Regions from separate parts of the Homo sapiens genome. Here region 2 is linked to region 1. The links are chromatin loops, found by intact Hi-C in ENCODE. Cell type or tissue: PC-3. All regions are shown on one strand. Each heading gives the region's core, and the rest is flanking DNA. Links, peaks and the distances in the headings are about the cores only.

Evidence for each region. A loop is a pair of places that touch in the nucleus more often than their neighbours do. Peaks named below come from ENCODE experiments on the same cell type or tissue, not always from the same donor. Only the 100,000 strongest peaks of a DNase experiment are listed, where the experiment ranks them.
Region 2: a loop joins it to region 1, with 5 times the contacts of the local background. A loop is called at or near these places in 1 of 110 quality-filtered maps.

What each region holds. Positions count from the first base shown.
Region 1 is chr17:55,052,358-55,062,797 of GRCh38, reverse strand. All of the region lies in intron 12 of STXBP4 (syntaxin binding protein 4), which reads right to left. Among named protein-coding and RNA genes, the nearest start is that of STXBP4, 89 kb to the right of the region's middle. In PC-3, for the core only: no CTCF peak of the experiment used is centred there; a DNase peak (open chromatin) is centred at 6,077; H3K27ac peaks cover 1,770 bases.
Region 2 is chr17:55,133,886-55,144,325 of GRCh38, reverse strand. It overlaps STXBP4 (syntaxin binding protein 4), which reads right to left. Exons shown (of 18, transcript NM_178509.6): 17 at 2,959-3,016. Among named protein-coding and RNA genes, the nearest start is that of HLF, 130 kb to the left of the region's middle. In PC-3, for the core only: no CTCF peak of the experiment used is centred there; no DNase peak of the experiment used is centred there.

The sequences.
Region 1 (10,440 bases), core at 3,702-7,701:
CAGTTAGAATGGCGATCATTAAAAAGTCAGGAAACAACAGATGCTGGAGAGGATGTGGAGAAACAGGAACACTTTTACACTGTTGGTGGGAGTGTAAATTAGTTCAACCACTGTGGAAGACAGTGTGGAGATTTCTCAAGGATCTAGAACCAGAAATACCATTTGACCCAGCAATCTCATTACTGGTTATATACCTAAAGGATTATAAATCATTCTACTATAAAGACACACACACACATGCACACATATGTTTATTGTAGCACTATTCACAATAGCAAAGACTTGGAATCAACCCAAATGCCCATCAATGATAGACTGGATAAAGAAAATGCGGCAAATATACACCAGGTAATACTATGCAGCCATAAAAAAAGGATGAGTGCATGTCCTTTGAAGGGACATGGATGAAGCTGGAAATTATCATTCTCAGCAAACTAACACAGGAACAGAAAACCAAACACTGCATGTTCTTACTCAAAAGTGGGAGTTGAACAATGAGAACACATGGACACAGAAAGGGGATCATCACACACTGGGGCCTGTCAGGGGGTCAGGGGTGAGAGGAGGGATAGCATTAGGAGAAATACCTAATGTAGATGATGGATTGATGGGTGCAGCAAACCACCATGGCACGTGTATACCTATGTAACGAACCTGCACGTTCTGCACATGTATCCCAGAACTTAAAATATATATTTAAAAAAAAAAAAGCCTTTTAAGATAATTGTAGAGATGGAGTCATGATTGGTTGCCCAGGCTGATTTTGACCTCTTGGTCTGAAGCAATCCTCCCACTTTGGCCTCCTAAAGTGCTGGGATTACAGGCATGTATAGGAGAATGCACTCTTTATCCAACCTCCCCCAGTAGTTTCATCTTGCATGACTGTAATAGACTATCACAACTAGGAAACTGACATGGATACAACCCACAACTTTATTTAGATTTAACCAGTTTTAAATGCACTCATCAATAAGAAGGAACAACCTACAGATACACACAAGAATCTAGACGAATCCCAAGGGAATTATTGCTGAGTAAAAAGAACCAATCCCAAAAGATGACATACTGTATGATTCCATTTATACAATATTCTTGAAATGACAACATTATGGAGATATAGAACAGATTAGTGTTTGCCAGGTGTTAGGGGAGCAGGTAGGATGTGGCTGTGGCAATAAAAGAATAGCATGAGGGATCTGAGTAAAGAGGGTTTTTGGTAGAAAATAAAAGCTGGCATTCTGAGGCCACAGTGACTATCTGAAATGGAAACAGGAACATTTTACTACAGCATGCTTTTAGAACAGAAAAGACTGACAAATATATGTATTTTTCTTCTTTTTCCCTCTGAAGATGAGATAGCATCTTAAAACACCTACTAGTGCTATACTGAAAAACTAGTAAAAATTTAATCACTAAAGAAAAATAAGAGAAATCACATCAATTCTGAAAATTAGAGGCTTTGCTGCTTTTTAAATGAATACACAAGAAACACAATCTTTAAAAGTGTGAAAATGTGAAAAGTACTTTAGGAATCACTTATTATTGTTGTTCCTTTTAAAGACACATTTAATTTGTTCTTGGTTTCCTTTGTTGCTTCATCTGAAAACTAAGATAGCTCACATGTCAGCTGCACTAGCTGTTACTTGATTCATGTTCAACCTCAATTGTCCACAGAGAATCCTGTGTTGATTTGACCTTATATTTCTGCCTCAGGACTTCATGCTCTTCTCAAGAACTGAACTCAACCTTTACACAGGTGAGGCCAACTACAAGTGGGCTTATCTGAACCCAGAGAATTTGCCAAATGCTTAATATCCCATGTTTCTTTAGGGCAAAGACTGGTTCAGACAAGCTAAATATTTTGGCTTTGGACTGTTCACCAATTCATTGCTGCCTTAGGTCATAATACTATGCTGAAAGAAACTTTAAAAACAACTTAAGTGTGAGAGTAGGCTTTAGAAAGCTGTTGATCAAAGGAAGTCGCTAAGAGTGGCCCATGCCTGTGAAAAGTTGTTAGAACTTGAAGAAAAAATAACAACAATTTCATGGGAAATTGTGCTCATGATTTTAAACTTAAGCTCGGTTATTCTGTAAGACACAAAAACTCATAAAAATACTTGAGTTTTAGAGAACAGTACAGCCAATTCTTTTCAAAACAGTGAGTAGGTATTCTGGTAGCTATCCTTGATTGAATAAAACAATGAAGGTGATCCTTCCAGTGAAAAATGAGCCCTTCACAGCTTGTTTTAATAATTAGGTTATCTATGTGCTTAAGGAATTTACATGGGATGATCATTAGTACTGTAGTAACTTGGTGTCAAGATCTTCAAAAGGATATCAAAGGAAAGAAACTGCCAAATTTCACACCATTTAAATTTCTAGTTTTTAAAAATTTTTAAGAGAAGAGTTATACATACTCTGTATTTATAATTTTTAAAGACTCATTTATTGTGAAAAAAGAAATCAATCTTTGGAAAAATGGAAAGGTATTTTCACTAAAGCATAGGAACTCTTTCATTAACAATAGGTCTGTATCATCAAAATCCTCTTAACAAAATAATATCATTCTATGTACATAAGAAAAGCTGAATAGTATCCATGGTCAACATATTTTAAAATTGGACACTTTCAGGGTTGATTTTGGGTAGTCTATGTTTTTTTACGGTGTTAATGAAATGAATGGTGTTTCAGTATGTATGCATGTGGGTTTGTATACACAGATGTATACATGTATTTTTAATTATTTTTGTTTAAACTGGAAACTATATACTAAGTACTACTCTGAATCCACACATCTTTACCCTCAATCTCATTTATCTTATTTTGTTGATTGCATCATTACAGCCTCTCAGTCACTAAACTACAAAGACTTGACTGTTGTTTCTCCTTATTACTGCACATTTTATGACTGTTAAATCTGGTGGACTTTATCCTCATGGTGTCTTCTGCATAGACCTTTTTGGTATATTACTATTATGATTACCCAGTTAAATCCTCCATTGCCTATTTTCTGGACAAGAGCTTCTCAAATTTTAAGGTGTAAACAAATCACCTGAAGACTTGTTAAGTGTAGATTCTGATTCTATAGATCTGGGATGAGACCTAAGACTGCATTTCTAAGTTCCTGATTGCTGATATTTCTCCTGTTGCTGACCACTCTGAGTAGAAAGGATGTAGAGTTCTAGATCAGCATTGTCCAATCACAGTAGCCACTACTTATATGTGGCTACTGAGCACCTGAAATATAGCTAGTTGACTGAGGAACCAAATTTTTAATTTAATTATAATTATTTTGTATTTAAGTTTAAAAACTCAAGAAATGTAAACTATTTTTTCACAAAACAAGACTTTACTGTTTTGGTAGAACTCTAACTCACTGTAATCACTGCATCATTTAAGATATTATTGTTGAACTGTAATGTCTGTGTCAGGCACATGAGTCAGTTGAGTAGTATACATAAACACGTAACTGATGTGGCCAGTGTCAAAAAATTAATTAATTATAAATCCTTTTTTACACACCAATATGTACACACAGTAGGCTTATCTGAATATTTTATGCAATCAGCCTGAGTTACAATGATACCTAGGTAAATCATATTAGTAATTAAATTAAAATACTTATTTTTATTAGGCTATATTTATTTTTTGTATTTAGTAAAAATTTGTCCATAAAATAAGTATGGACAAAATTAAATTTAAATTAAATGTAAAGTGAAGACATACTACTGATGCAGAATAAAATGGAGATAAATTAGCTAGTAATATTACTGGAACAATGCAATTGCAATTTGCAAAAAGTGTGTTTACTGTAGAAGAAAATTTTGAAATATATATAAAGTGAGCAATATTAATAGCCATTTTTGCAAATTAATGGTGAATTTGATAAGAAGTTTCGTATTAGCAGTTAAAAAAATAAATAAATAAAATTAGTCACCAGAAGTAAATGTCCAACATTTGTAACTATAAAATGGCTAGAATTTTTGCACAAAAAAGAAAACCATTTTTAGATTGAGATAGTAATTTCAGTTATGATAAAAATACTGGGAAACGTATTTCATAAAAAATGGAGGATATTCAATTAAGTAATAAAACAAATGCCCATCGACTATAAGAACTTTCTAAGAATATCAACGATCAATTGATTAAAATAGCTTTCAGTGGGCCATATCATGCAAGAGACACTACCAAATTCATCCTTCAGGCATGTACTGCCTCAAAGGGTGTCCAAACTTATGATAAAATGTTGATTTGCAGCCTAAAAAAATCAAACTTGCAGTGTAGATATTTTTAACCCTTTTACATCTGTCAAAAAAGTTTCAGGTAGATAATAAAAAACAAGTTTTCATCATGATAAATGGTGCTCCAGCTATGTTGCATCGAAAATTTAAATGTATTAACCCCATCAAAAAGTGGGTGAAGGATATGAACAGACACTTCTCAAAAGAAGGCATTTATGCGGCCAAGAAACATATGAAAAAAGCTCATCATCACTGGTCATCAGAGAAACGCAAATCAAAACCACAATGAGATACCATCTCATGCCAGTTAGAATGGCGATCATGAAAAAGTCAGGAAACACAGATGCTGGAGAGGATGTAGAGAAATAGGAATGCTTTTACGCTGTTGGTGGGAGTGTAAATTAGTTCAACCATTGTGGAAGACAGTGTGGCGATTCCTCAAGGATCTAGAACCAGAAATACCATTTGACCCAGCAATCCTCTTACTGGGTATATACCCAAAGGATTATAAATCATTCTACTATAAAGACACATGCACAAGTACGTTTATTGTGGCACTGTTCACAATGGCAAAGACTTGGAACCAACCCAAATGCCCATCAATGATAGACTGGATGAAGAAAATGTGGCATATATACATCATGGAATTCTATGCAGCCATAAAAAAGAAAAGACTTCATGTCCTTTGCAGATACATGGATGAAGCTGGAAACCATCATTCTCAGCAAACTAACACAGGAACAGAAAACCAAATACTGCATATTCTCACTCTTAAGTGAGAGTTGAACAATGAGAACACATGTACACAGGGAGGGGAACATCACACACTGGGGCCTGTCGGGCGGTGGAGCAAGGGGAGGGAGAGCATAAAGATAATACCTACTGCATGCAAGGCTTAAAACCTAGATGTCGGGTTGATAGGTGCAGCAAACCACCATGGGATATGTATACCTATGTAATAAACCTGCACGTTCTGCACATGTATCCCAGAACTCAAAGTAAAATTAGAAACAACAACAACAACCAAATTTGAATGTATTGACATTTTCAAAGAAGAAAGAGGCTGCTTTATTGTTTTATTCCACTGTATGATACATATTGAAAATATTTGTGCTTAGTTTTCTCAAGCTGATTTTATGAAAAGCATCATAGATACAGTTGCTAACACTGTTTAGTATACGCACGTAAATTGAGTCATCAGTAGTTTATAAAACTGTTAAAAGAAAAAAGGAGGACAATACATTTTCTGATGCTATGTTATTTGCCAATACTTCTTGGCTGAGTTATGAAAGAGATTTACGAAGATTTTCTGTACTTTTAACTCCAATTAAAGGTTTTCTTAAACAAAAGGAAGGTGCATCTATTATTCAGTAACCAGACAAAAGAAAATGGCAGTGTGATTTACATTTTCTCACTAATATCAGTGCATGTAAATGAGTTAAACTACAAACTACAAGGAAAAGGAAAGTTTATGAAGCTAGATAAGTATAAGAGTTTATAGTGAAATTGAACTTTTTCATAATATAAATAAAAAATAATGACTTTACCTATTTTTCTACTATAAGCTAATATGCAGATCTTAATTATTGATAGTGTTACATAAATTGGCTATGAAAACTGAAAAAATTTTGAAGTATGCTTTCTTCATACTGCTAAATTTAGAGTTGCTTTTGTTATTTGTAATACTCCTTGAATTTGATGCTAATATTTTTTGTAGAGTCGGGGGTTCTCCATGCTGCCCAGGCTGGAATGGAACTGCTGGGCTCAAGCGATCTGCCTGCCTTGGCAGATCTCCCAAAGTTTTGAGATTACAGGCATTAGCCACTGGGCTTGGCCAGTTTTTTTGTTTGTTTTTGAGACAGGTTCTTCCTCTGTTGCCCAGGCTGGAGTGCAGCGGCATGATCATAATTCACTGCAGCCTCCATCTCACAGGCTTGAATTTTATGCTAATAATACTGAGCTGACAAGAATTAGTGACGGTACTTAACAGATGTAGCTTTGAAAAGATCTTGCTTAAAAACAAATTCTTCTTAGAAAATAAAATAGTTTTGTTAGTGTGGATGTAAACATTAAAAGAAAAAGATTTTTGGTATTCAATTCAGTCATTAGAAACTTTTAAAATAAGTTTGGAACAATTTGAGTATGTGAATTTACTTTTTCAACTGTAAATTTTATTAAATCTAAGCACAGATCCAGTATTTCCAATGAAAATTCAGTGTAAAAATTGAGATGTGCTCTAAATTTTAAAAACACTAGATTTCAAAGATACAGTATAAAAAAGTAAAAATATCTCATAATGAATTTTAAAAATATTACTGCATGCTAAAGTAATATTTTAGATAAATCCAACTAAATAAAATATATTAAAATTAACGTTACCTGTTTCTTTTTCCTTTTTTAAAAATGTAGCTCTTAGAAAATATAGCAATATATTGTGGCTTTCATTATATTTCTAAGGGACATTGCTGTTCTAGACTATTACAACAGCCTTTTATCTGATCTTCGGTTACTTCCCAACTTGCTGTCAGTTTAACCTTAAAGTATATCCTCCATTTATCCCTTTATCCATTCACCAAATGTTTGAGTACCTAATAACAGCTATTGTTGTAAGATAAATCAGAGAACAAATCCAAGATAGCTGTCTTCATGAAGCTTACCCTCCAGTTGGGGGACACAGATAAAGAGCAAAACATAAGTAAATTATTTAAGATGTAAGATAGTAATAGTTATACTAAAAGAAACTCCTCCACACACAGTAAGGGTCAGAGGAAAGATGGTGCAAAGAGACCAGATGAGCTGGAGAATGAGTAAAGGGGTGGAGGGGAGAAGTGTGGAAAGAGCTGAGGTACTTTAAAAGGAGTGTTAGGATGGGGAAAGGACAGCAGGTCATGTAGGCCCTCATAGGCTTTAACAGTTACTTGGAGGTTTCTACTTGCAGCATTTCTGCCTTACTTTGACTGAGATGGAAAGTCCTGGAGAGTTCTAAGTGCAGTTTTAAAACAATATTTCTGGCTGCTTTGTTCAGATTAGACAGTATGGGAGTGAGGCAGGGTAAAAGTAGCGTGATCTGGTAGGAAGCTATAATAGCAACACAGGTGGGACCTGATGGCGGCTTAGACCACTGATGGAAGTGGTGAAAAGTGGCAAAATTCTGTGATTTCTAAAAAGTAGGCCCAACAAGTTGGTTATGGAGTATGAAAGAAAGAGTGGGGTCAGATTATACGTGGAGACAGTTGTTCATTTTTCTCTCCTTGTCAAATATTTTAAATGGCAGTCCTCTAAGATCTTAGGCTGGTATTCAACTGCTTATATGTGTAGGCCCCAACACACCCACCCAAATGTCATTTCCTAACAGCTTCATCTTTCCGTGTTTCCCTTATGTTCCTGGGCCTTTGATAGTGATGTTGATAAAAGAATACATGTCAAAACTAGTATTCAAAATTAGATTCCTGACAGGTTTAGGCTCTTAAATTCTCAAGTCCTATGAAAAAATTGTAAGGTAGGTACTATTAACACTTTTTCAGACATGAAGACAGAAATATATTAACAAATAACTTAAAGTTAGCATAGAAAAGGTTTATTTTGACCACAAACACAAGCAAATTTCCCCTTTTATGCCATGATTTTCATGCTGTTTTCTCAGCCTGAAATGCTCTGCCTTTCTGTGTCTGGGTCAGCTCACGTGCCACCTTATCTATGAAAAGTCCCCTTATGCCCTCAGTTAAAATTACATTTTCCTCCTCTTTATTAAATAGTTAATACAAATCATTTCCACCTCTTAATATTTTTTCTTCTATTATTTGTAATATTTGTTGAGTGGTATGTGCTATACACATTATCATCTATGTGTATTATCTTAATACCTCTAATGTTATTGTGAAGGATCCCATTATCAAACCCATTTTGCAGATGAGGAAGCTGAGACCCATAAAGGTGAAGTAGTTTGACAAAGGTCAAAAGCTAGCAAGGAGCAGGGTCAGGGTATAAACCAAAGGTATAACTCCAAACCCCATTATCTACTGCACTTATCCTTAGGCCAATTCACTGTGTTTTTGTTTTTGTTTTGTTTTTGAGATGAAATATCACTCTATTACCCAGGCTGGAGTGCAGTGTAGTCTCAGCTCACTGCAGCCTCCACCTCCCAAGTTAAAGTGATTCTTGTGCCTCAGCCTTCCGAGTAGCTGGGATGACAGGCATGTGCTACCATGCCCAGCGAATTTTTTTGTATTTTTAGTAGAGATGGGGTTTCACCATGTTGGCCAGGCTGGTTTTGAACTTCTGGCCTCAAGTGATCCACCCACCTTGGCCTTCCAAAGTGCTGGGATTATAGGCGTGAGCCACTGTGTTTGGCCAATTCACTGTGAACCATATAAGATTCTCTCTTTTGTTTATATATTTTTTCATATATTCATTTTTTTGTCTTATTAAATTCTAATACAAATTAGCCTTAGATTACTTATTCATGCAGACATGACCTTTCTTAATAACAGAAACTAATCCTTTCACAGAAATAAATACAGGAGGGCCTCATGTGGAAAAAGTAGGTACTGCTAGAAAAAGAAAAAAACTGCTATTTTTCCTTAGATTCACATCTTACATCAGCCTTTAATACAATTATTATTTTATCAATCATGGCTGATATTCTAAAGTTTATATATTCCAAGCCTTTAGGAGAAAAGAAAAATGTAAAGTTAGGAGAAAAATCCCCTAATTTATCCTACATATAAAAACTAACAAGAAAGATTTGTAAATGTCCATTTTCAGGATGCAAACGCTAAAATGTAAAAAGATCTGGCCATATAAACTCATGGAGGTATAAAAGATACAGAATGAAAAGCACTAAAAAGTCATATCAATTAAAGTACAAAAATATTTAATAAAATGAGGGTCCGAAAATTGGCCCGAAAATAGAGGACTTTAAAAAAACTTGACTTTGGAAATAATTTCAAATATTCAGTTGAGCTGCAAGAATAGTATAAAGAATATCCTCATATCCTTTACCCAGATTTACCTAATTCCCCAGGTTCATCCTTTTGCCAACATGTTCATGAGTGAGAAACAATATATTCTTGTAAGCCACTGATAGTAAGTGGTTGTGGCTGAGATTTTGCATGTTCTCAATCTCGCTCACATATTTATTCATATATGTAATATTTATACACAATGCAATTACATATATGTGTATAAATAACACACATGTATATATAAATATACATGCACTTTTTTAACCATCTGAGGGTAAGTTATATATATCATGGTCCTTTATCCCTAAAAACTCCAATATTTCCTATGAATAAGGATATTTTCTTATATAACCACATATTTCCTAAGAATAAGGATATTCTTTTATATAACCACAGTACAGTTAACAAATTTAGGAATTTTAACATCAATTCAATGCTTTAATCTACCATCTGTATTCCAATTTTGTCAACTGACCCAATAATATCCTTTATAGCATTTTTCCCATTCCGGTAGAGGATCCAGTCTGGAGTCAGATGCTGTATTTAGTTTTCACGTCTCTTTAGCATCTTTTAACCTGTAAACTTTTATTACCTTTTTTTTTTTTAAGAAAATAGCATTGACATTTCTAAAGAATACAACCCACACACACACACACACACACACACACACACACACGTCATACACGTCTTTTTTTTTTTTTTTTTTTAAACAAAACTTTCTCTCATTTTGAGCTTGCCTGACATCTCTTCATGGTTAGATTCAGGTTACACATTCTCGCCCAGAAAATTACACAGGTGATGTTGTAGTCATTTTTTGGGCATCATATTTGGAGTCACACAATGCCCAAATGTTCTTCATTGGTGATATCAACATTTAGCACATTTAGCAACATTTAGTCAAGGTGTTTTCTGATTTCTCCACTGTATAACTGCTATTTTACCCCCTTGCAATTAATAAGCAGTTTGTAGAGAGATACTTTAAAACCATGTAAATATTCTGCTCTTCATCAAAATTTTTCCCTAAATTTAGCATTGAATGATTTGTGCCTGATCAAGTCTTTATTAAAATAGATATAAAATACTGATTTCCAAATCTAGCAGCTTCTCTGCAATTACCAGTCAGTATTCAACATCCTACTATAGGCAAAAGTACTCCTTTCTCCCTATTAATTAATTAATCAATTTACGAATGATACCGTGAATTACGATTTCTTCTATAGTCTGCAATACATTAC
Region 2 (10,440 bases), core at 3,614-7,613, 82 kb before region 1:
TTCCAACAAAAAAAAACTAACTTATGCCAAACACCCCATTCCTTCATGAGGCTGGGTAAAAGAAGTAATGGCATATTGTTAGATTTTCCTATTTCTACTCTTTGACTTTTTTAATCTCTGGAAGACAACTTCTTATTCTTACAACCAAGTTTCTATTCTGCTGTTTTAAAATGGATAAAGTATAGAGCTCTTCCTAAATTAAGATCTGTTTGAAGTGTCTTTCTTGTCACATGTCAACATACTATATTAACATGAGGATACAGAGGTGGTGAGGCGTGTGTGTGTGTGTGTGTGTGTGTGTGTGTGTGTGTGTGTGTGTGCAGGTGGCTTTGGGGCCAGACAACCCTGGATCTGAATCTTGGCTCTGCAATTTTATTACTGTGTGACCTTGATGACTACAGCCTCTTTTAACAGTTTCTCCTAATGAAATGGTAAGACAATAAGATCTACTATGGCCCTTTGGGGAATACATTTATTTTATCATCTCTTTTTCTGTTTTCCTTATGTGTCAAGACTAAGGTCAAGGAAACAAAAAATTGATGGACTTCCAAAACACACCCTTTGGGGGTATATTTTCCGAGCAAAGCAATGGGGTTAGGATAAATGTAGCATCTCTCTGTTCTTTCCACAGACACTGAGTTGGTTCCCAGGGCAGCCAAAGGGCTTATTGACTCCCTTTTATCTCCTCTTCTGGGACTCTATTCTCCCTTATAGTGGGAGACCAGCCCAAGGCTATTGTTCCAGGCTGCAAAGAACAGTGGCTTAAGCTAGCTGGGTAACAGGTAAGGAGACAAACCAACTCTCTGGCTGACCATCACTTGTTCCTGCTTTCTCTGTTTTGGGTAACTGTGCCCCTAGTATTTTTTTCTCTTAAGGCACTAGTTAGATTCTGACATTCAACTCTGGGTTAGGATATACTGACAGACAGCTAGGTTTAGGTAAAGGAGTTCCCCACAGGATCCAGACTCATTTACTGACATTTCAAAGGATCCTGAATGCAGAACCCCAGTTAATAATGAATGCTAATTTTCTTTCTTTTAATCATGCATTTCTTTGGGGAACCTTCTAGGAGAAAGCATGGCTAAGGGCAAGATGCAGCTCACTACCATCATAATGCCATTCCAATAAGAGCCCAGCAACACCTACTTTCCACATTGTTAAGAGCATTAAATGATATAATGCATAGAGAAATACACCTAGCATATTCCTGGCTATTAAGCACAAGCTAGTGCTCAGTAAATGCTCATGCCCTCATCTTTTCCTTTATAAAGTTAATATCAAAAAGAGAGAAAGAAAGAAATGCAACACAGATTTGAATGCATTTTTTCATTTTCCTGCCATTCCTACAGTACAGTGATTCAAATCTTCCAGAAACTAAACATGATTAATCCTGCATGCTAGAGAGCCCCTTCCAGAAGAGGTCTGATTCTGGAAGTAAAGAGTGTGGCACTAAATGTAATCTGCACATGGAATTCCTGGGTCCTCTATGCCAAAAGTTCATTTTCTTTCAAATGTTATAAACAACACCTTTGCCTGATTAATCACTTCATGCTAGAGATTGCAAGAAAAAAATTCAGCATGAAAACACTTTGCCAGGTTTATCTCTAGTTTTTCCTTAAATTTTTTCAAATACAAAGCTTTTGAATTCTCAATGTTTTTAATGGTCATATGATTGTTCAGGTTTTTTTTCCCCTCCACGATGGTTTCTCCATATTGTAAATTCATGATGGCTATTTATTGGGCATCTACTGTGTTCCAAGTTCTATGCTAGGTACTTAAGATTAAACAACTTTATAAAGTAGGTAATATTCCCCTCAGTATATGATGTGAAAGCTGAGGTTAACAGAGATGTAGGAACTGTGTAAAGTTGCGGGGCATGAGAATCCAAAATCTGGATATTGCTTTGTAAAATATTTGCACATTTGAAAGGGGATAGCAAGGACATGTCTCCCTTTTCCTCCCAAAATGCATACCAAGTATACTTTGCTAAAAGGATACACAAAGGAGTCCCCTGGGCTCTTAGGAGTCTGTTGGGATTCCCCTTTGTGCTCTCGAAATGTCAATTCTGACATAAAAGGAATTTTCAGGAAACGGTAGAAGTATATCACAGTGCTCTGTCCAGGGCAAAACTAACCAGTTCAGCATCTAGGAAATGTATTCCTGTTCAGGCTTTAAGGATGGGTCTTTATCAGTGACAGTCTAGTGCAGATAGTAGAATCTTGCGGTCAGAAGACTTTGACTCTAGTTCTGACTTGGTAATTAAGTAGTGATAGATTTTTTGGTAACTACTCAAGACTCTTATTTTCTTCATCTATAAAACAGAAAAAATGACAAGGTATACATACCTCAAGAGGTTGTTCTGAGAATCCACTGAGGTAAGGTTTGTTCATATACTGTCCTATTTATCTCAAGTTATTTATCTACTGTCTGTTTTTCCTCTCTATTATGTAAATTCTATGCTATCAAGAAACCAGTCTATATATTTCACCACTATATCTGCAGGGCGTGGAACACTGCCTGGCAAACAGCAAATGCTCAAAAAATAGTTGCAGAATGAACTGTGTGCATTTTAAAGCATTAAAAAATGTTGATATTAGCATTATTGTTAAGAACTTTCAAAGATATACAAAACGGATTTTTTTGCTAGGTATTAACTTTTCATAAACACTAATACTATTAGCCAGCAAGTGAATTTAGGCAGCCAGCCTAAGTTCAAATGATGATCCTGTTCCAATTTTTTGATGTTTCCCTAGAAATTATTACCAGGTTTTTTCCCCCAAATGATATCTGATATTAGCATTTAAATCACATGAAACGAAAATGGTGAGGCTTCATTTCTTGTTACTAATTTTTGTAACCTCCAAGAAGGTTTCTTAGTTTTGCTGATTATTCTGCAACTTCCAGGTTCTCTCCAGATGTGAAGAAAATTGCTTACTTGGTTGAGATGCTTGTACTTACTTGATGAAGTACTTGATTCCATCTGCTGTGTAAGCTTCCTCCCACCCATAAGGTAAACCTACAGTGAAAGGAAACCAAAAATATATTTAATAAGATGATAAAGATAACTTTATTTCCTGGACACAAACCTCCCTCATCTTTACAATTATTTGAGCACATTTCTTATACAAAATAATTTTCTAGAAAGGGGGAATTAAGACAATTCAGATGAGCTTTCATACTCAGCATCTTTAGAACACAATAAATAAGTCTTGAGCAGTTAACAATCTGCTTTAGTTGCAATAACTGGATTATGACTTGTCATTTACATGTGGTGAGCATTTTTGTCAGCAGGATTCAAGCAAAAATTTGTGTTGCAGTGGATGGTTTTTGCCTGAAGGCAGAAGGATGGACAAGATGGCCTCTGCTTGTCTATTCTGGCTCAAAGTTTCTTTAATTGGCTCCCTTTACATTCTTTCACTCAGCTCCACAGGGAATCAGACATGAGTGCCAGATCAGCAGGGGTTTGAAAGTAGCTTTTGGACAAGACAAAATTCCTTATTAAGTTTGAAAGTTTAGCAAAGTGATTTACAATGGATTGTGGCATTTTACTTTGTTAATTAAGAATTTTGTGCACTAAACATAAACGGCCAAACAATTTGCTAAACTTAGCTTCCATTTCTGTAATGGGATTGAGAATAGTTAGCTATAAAGAGATGTGGATTGACGTAAGCAAGCAATATTTGGCCATATTTCTGTAAATGAGTACATTTTGGCCCTCATCATACCAAGAGAACAGCCCCAAGTTGAGGCAGCCACATTCTCCTACATTCTGATTTTGGGTGTTACGTTTCTAGAACACAGTGGTTTCCACCCCTCTGTTCCATCCAAGTACTGCTAAGGATTTTAATCCAATTTTTGGATGAGTTCTTTGACACTGGCTTATCACGACTCAGGTAGCCTACCTCTCTGGAAAGTAACCGACCTTTAACAACAAATCATTGACTTCCTTTCCCCAAGTCTCAGCAAGGGGCAGAGCAAAAGTGCAGGAATGGTAACTATTTTTGTTTGCTTGCTTTTAGAGGCAGGGTTTCTCTCTGTTGCCCAGGCAAGAGTGCAGTAGCACAATTATAGCTTATTGCAACTCTGAACTCCTGCGCTCAAGTGATTCTCCCTCCTCAGCCTCCCAAGTAGCTGGAACTATAGGTACGTGCCACCATTCCTGACTAATCTTTTTTAAATTTTTTTGTAGAGACCAGATCTCACTATGTTGCCCAAGCTAGACTCAAACTCCTGGGCTCAAGTGACCCTCCCACTTTGGCCTCCCAAAGTGATAGAATTATTGTTGTGAGCCACCGTGCTTGGCCTAACAGTAACTATTTGAATGAAATAAAACCTTACTCTATCGCCATTTGCTTCTTGTGAAGTCTTTGAGAAGCAACTCTAAGGATGATGTTTTTGTAATTATGAAAACCAAGAAATACAATTTGCATTGTGTTTATTTCCAGTCTTTTACCACAAGTCATACACACCTTGAGCAAAAATTCTGTAACTATTTCCTTTGTATATTAACACAGGCCACCTTGAAGTTTCTATTCTCTCTTAATGAACAAATGTTCCTCTTATAAGTAGAAAATAAGCACTTCCTAGAGCCTGGCTTAAGCAAATGACTGGCTTCCCTAAAAGCCCCTTAGTGACTGTCACTATATGTCTCCTCTAGTGTTCACTGCAAGCACATGCTCAGCCAGATGCGCCATGATAAACTGCTCTGCTGCACCAGTTCAAGTAGATTTATTTTCTGTCTTCACACTTTCTGCATCTTCTTTTATAGATTACTTCATTCATCACTGACAAGCCCCTCACCTGGAGGGAAGAAAATGATGACTGTACCTAAGAACCTTGCTTTCATGACAAAAATGCTCAGAAATAACAGGATTTCCAATCAATAAGACAAAGGCAGCTAAAAGTTAAGTAGGAAGTTATTCTAATGTGACTACAATTTTTGCCCGCTAAATAATTTGTCTGATCAGTACAACTGTGTCTGTCCTTCTAATTTCTTAAGTCACAGATACGTTCTAATAAAAATAAAGTGGACACTTTCAAGACAGTATCTTTTAATCTACAGGATCATGTGAAAATTGACACTAACATTGGATTACCACATCCCCTGTGCCATCAGAATAGAATTTCTGCCTTGATTATTTCCTTACAATTATTAAAAAAGAATTATAACTTTATAACAGACTTATAAAGGTACTAATTCACAGGCATTTAAGTCACAATGGTTATTCAGTGACTGCAGCCATAAAGATATCCCTGCATATTAAATAACATGTATAACTTATTTTAGAAGATGTTCTCTGTTCTGAGAAAATAAGTGTTTCTTTTTAGGAGACTGAATAGTTTCTTACAGTTCATGCAGATTTCATATAATCTATTATATAAAAGACAGACCTAGAGACTAAAATGATAGTAATTAATCTCTCAGTGATAGTTCACTAATAGAAAACAATCACTGTCCAATTACAAACTAAAAACACAAATAGCCTACCTTATACAAAAATAGGACTTCTGATTTCCACCAGCTTATTGATGAACTCAGTTTTCCCTTAGTAAAGGTTTCATTTCTTCATAATAAGTGATTTGGATATGACTAACATTATCTAAATACTTTTCAATAATCATTATTGTTTTAAAATTTTCCTACATTTACCATATCTTTATACTTGGAAATATACAATGCTTCTATTTTTTCTTTTCATATTTGTTTTAAAAACGTTATGACAACTATAACTACCTGAAATTGCTTTTGATTAGAAGTATTGTCTATGAACCCTCCCATAACATTCTTTCCATCAGTGATCATCTGTTTTGAATCAATAACTTCACAGTGATGACTCCAAAATCTTCATGAGTATCTTGCCAAAGTAAGAGTCTTAAACACATTCAACTTAGAATAGTGGCTGTTACCTAAAACTCAACATATCCAAAACCAAAGTCATTACATTTCCAGACAAAATAGTTCCTTTCTAATTTCCCAGTCTATTTATGTATCAAATATTTTCTTTGTCATATCTGGCCCATGTATCATTCATTAAATATTTATTGATCCTTTATTATGTGTTCAGCATTTTGCTAGATGTTCAATATACAGTGATAAACAAATAGACATGACCCTTGATCATATGAAGCTTGAAATCGACATAAAGACATTATTAAAAATAGGAATAAGTTCTACAAAAAAAATATGGAACACGATGAAGGTAAGTCATAGCACAGAAAAAGGTTGAACTCCCTAATGCAGAAAGAATTCCTACAAATCGATAATAAGATTAATAACAAATAACAAAATAGGCAAAACGTGAAACATGTAGGGCATGAAACACAAATGAACACATGTGAAAATGTTTAACTTCATGCTTAATTAGAGAAATAAAAAGTTATTATGAGATACCATGTTCATCTATCAGATTAGCAAACATTAAAAAGTAGTTTAATTAGACACAGCATTGATGGTGTGAAGAGACAGTCATTCTCATATTGATGGAAGTATTAAGTATAACACACTTATGAGGAGAAACTTGTAAATACCTATCTAAAATTTTCAATGCTAATAATAATGAGTTAACATTTATTGAGTGGTTAGATTCTAGACACTGTTGTAAGCACCATACATGTACCAATACACTTAATACTCACAAAGAATCTATGAGAAGTACTGCTATTATCCCTATTTTAGCAATAGAGAACTGAGGCACAGGAAATTTCAATAACTTTCCCAAGGTCACACAGCTAGCAGGGGAAAGAGCCCAGATCTTCATCACTATGTTGAACGATCTCCATATAGCTTAATCCAGCAATTTTTCTTGTAGAAACTTATCCTATAGATATGTTTTATTGACAAGACTGTTCATTGTAAAAACAAAAAATTGGAAATAATCTAAATAACCATCAATGGGGGCTGATTAAATATACTATAATAACAGAGTCAGATGTATTTGAAAAACATTTGTTAGTGTTACAAAATTGTTACAAACTCAAATAGGTTTAACTTTTAGCATCCAACATGCTGAGCAGAGCAGAAGGACAGAGGGAGGGAGGGAGGGAGGGAGGGAACATGGAGGTGTGGGGGGAGATATCTCTAACTCACAATTAATAAGGCTTTGTTAAAGAATATAACATTCATCACATAAATGGAATTTTCACTTGATTTGCAGTCAGAAAATCTGAATCCATATGTAATGTTCTTCAATTGCAAGTTGAATAACCGTGGGAAAGTAATAATCTTGTGGAATCTGAACTTTCTATATAAATAGATTTGTCATTTATATAGTAGTGATGATAACAGCTACCATTCTAGCTTAGGGGGTTAGCATGATACCCTTATTAGATAACATGTAACTACACAATGATATACGAAAGGAGACCATTGTTATTAATAGTAATGAAATTAACAGCCCTTTCTTCATTGCTTATGGTTCTGGTGATTTTAGAGTATTTTGGATGCCTAACATAGGAAAGTGTTTATAGGGGAAACCTCCGTTAAGGCGTAAGCACATTTTTTTTTTACAATCCTTTCCTCAATACAGTCTCTGTTTTACTCATGATAACATTCAGCAAAAGAATAACAGAAACTAATGGGACACTCTGACCCTGATCCAGTAGTGTGATGGTAAATATTTTAACAACCAGCTATTGGGGGTGGGGGCAAGCCTTGATTTGCAACATTTGCTCAGTTTCATAGTGTAAATACTATACTATGCCTATTTCGAGCTACCAATGTGATGTCACTGAATACGGAGATGGGAAGAAATGCATAGTAATACACCATGACATACAATTCTTAGATACAACAGATGTAAATAACCTCAAGAACAAAGACAATTGTAAAATGCAGGAAAATAATTAGGAAGTGGTTAGGTTTTAAAATATTTATTACCATTTCTTTTAATATAATTTTCAGTTTAAATATTTTAATTATTAATAATGATTATGTTTGACAATTGGCTCACAAAGTTCTTGCAAGCCAGTAGAAGCCAGCTCAAACATACTACTGTGGCTATCCATCTCTTAGCTCCCTGGTCCCGTTATACAGAAAGTTCCAAAAATCAAAGGACAGCAATGCTGTTTTATCCAATAGATGATTACATGAAACTGATAGCAGCTTCCAAAGGCATAAAGAATTGTTGCCCTAACAATCAACTATGTTTATCAGATGTTTACATAGTGCTTTCTACTATTTCTGACATTCTTCTAGGTAGTTTATAAATATTATTAATTCATTGTACATCACAACAATTTGAGATAGATATTGTTATTAACCTCATTTTGCAGAGACGAAACTGAGGGATAAAGAAGTTTAAATAACTTGTCCATTGTCACACTGCTGATAGTGCAGTCATGATTTGAATGTAAGCATTTGGATGCCAGAGCCTATGCTTTTAAGCACTGTGGTGTTGCTTCTTTTCCCTAACTCCTGTTTGCACTGCCAATAGTCAAAATTAAAACAATCAAATAATACTTTTGCCTAACTCTTTGAAGAACACAAAAAGTAAACTAGATTCCCAACGTCTCAATTTGTGCATTATTATCCATTATTTGTGCATTATTATTTAAAAGAGCAATGTTCTTTTAAAAGGAACTGAAATAATTTCTAGGCTTCACCACACAGCAGTGTATTTTAGAGACATTACATGTTTACAATTGTACAAGTTAATTTGTAGGTCTGAACTGCAGTGCCAATTTAAAAAGAACTACTAGCTAATTTTCCTATGAAAAAGGAATCTAGTATAGTGAGAGATGGTTGCCACCTATAAATAACCAAATAATGCAGCATTTCAACTATTAAAATAATTTCTAAGAAAATAATTGAAAAAATGTATATATTTTCTGAATTGTGATTTAAACACTCCTTAATATTGGTCTTGCAAAAATGCTGTGTATTAACAAACATGATTTTGGATCTGTGACTTGATTGTTTTACCACCTGGTTATATACATCATTGTTGTTTGAGGAAAAAAAAGCAAATGACATATATACATATATAATTTTACATATTTTGTGCATCCCAAATTTAAAAGTTAAAATGTTAACGTAATTAGATATGAGCTATTTCTAGTTAGAAGTCACTTATCCGGCAATTGAAAAGCTATAATATATTAAAGGAACATCATTGTTAAAAATTTCTAGAGGTTATTTGGTGGTTCACAGTCTACTTTATCTGTCAGTCACTATTTCTTTTTGCCAACATATACTACACCAGTTACCAATAAAAGAGAAGGGGAAATGCCAACATTCATTTTCTGCATTTATCTTCCCAATAGATGCAAAATTCAGTATTTTTTTACAGTTGGAGTTCTCTCACTCTCAGCTACATTGTGGAGTCACTTCCTTGAACTCTGATGTACAGACATTTAAGGGGCCAGTTTAAATGTTTTCTCTTACATTCTAACTCTGATCCCATGACCTAGACTGAAGATGAGAATGTGGGATTTCCCCAGCAGTTGTTTCTGGGCATTTATATTATATAATGCTGGGGGAATGATCTGGGCTAAGGCACTTTGATTTGTTTTGCTTAAAAGCAGTAATATACAACGGACTTTATTCTGTGCACTAATGAAACTCAGCATAAAACTTGCTGAAGCTTTCCTCAGGAGAGTGTGAGATCAGCCTAAAGACAGAGCTGAATAATAGGATGAAATGATCTTCTCATACTCTCTCCTGCCAACAATCTTTGGTTATGATTAGTCATCTAATAAATTTAATCAATGTAGAGAGTAATGATGAATAACACATCTGACTCTCCTCAGCCCAACTTCTTACTTTTAAAGGGCTCCCCACCCCATACATCAATTTCTCCAGAAATTCTGAAGTTATATATAATTGTTTTGGATGAAATAATGGATCTTCATGTCACAAATCAAATGAAAATTTGATCCCAATTTTGTTTTACAGTAAAGCATTTTTTTTACATCTACTGTACATCAAGTGCTAAGCTAAACACTTTAAATTTGTTATGGTAAGAGATAGTTTTCATGGTTATCTCATAATACATTTCATATAAAATAACTGTGTACTTCATTAAAAAAAAAGCCTTTCAGTACATTCACCCTATCCTCTTGTAGCTGATGACCTTGCTTCTTACCTCACTAAGAACACAGAAGCAGCAGAAAGAGAACTTCTAGATTCCCACCATAACATCCACCAACTATTCACACACTCCGCTTTTCTCTGTGGTCATACCTCATGCAATCCTCCCATCTTACTTACTCAAAACTTCAATCCAACAATTGTCCGCTTTCTTCCCTAACATCTATGTTCCCTCCCTGTACTGGGTCATTACCATGGGCATAAAAATGAGCTGTAATTATCTTCTATCTTAAAAAAAATTAAAGACAAAACTTTGTCTTGCCCTCACATTTCCTTGCAGCTACTACTCCATTTCTCTGCTCTACTTTATAACTAAACCTTACAAAAACCTTACAAAAATGGATTTGTCTACA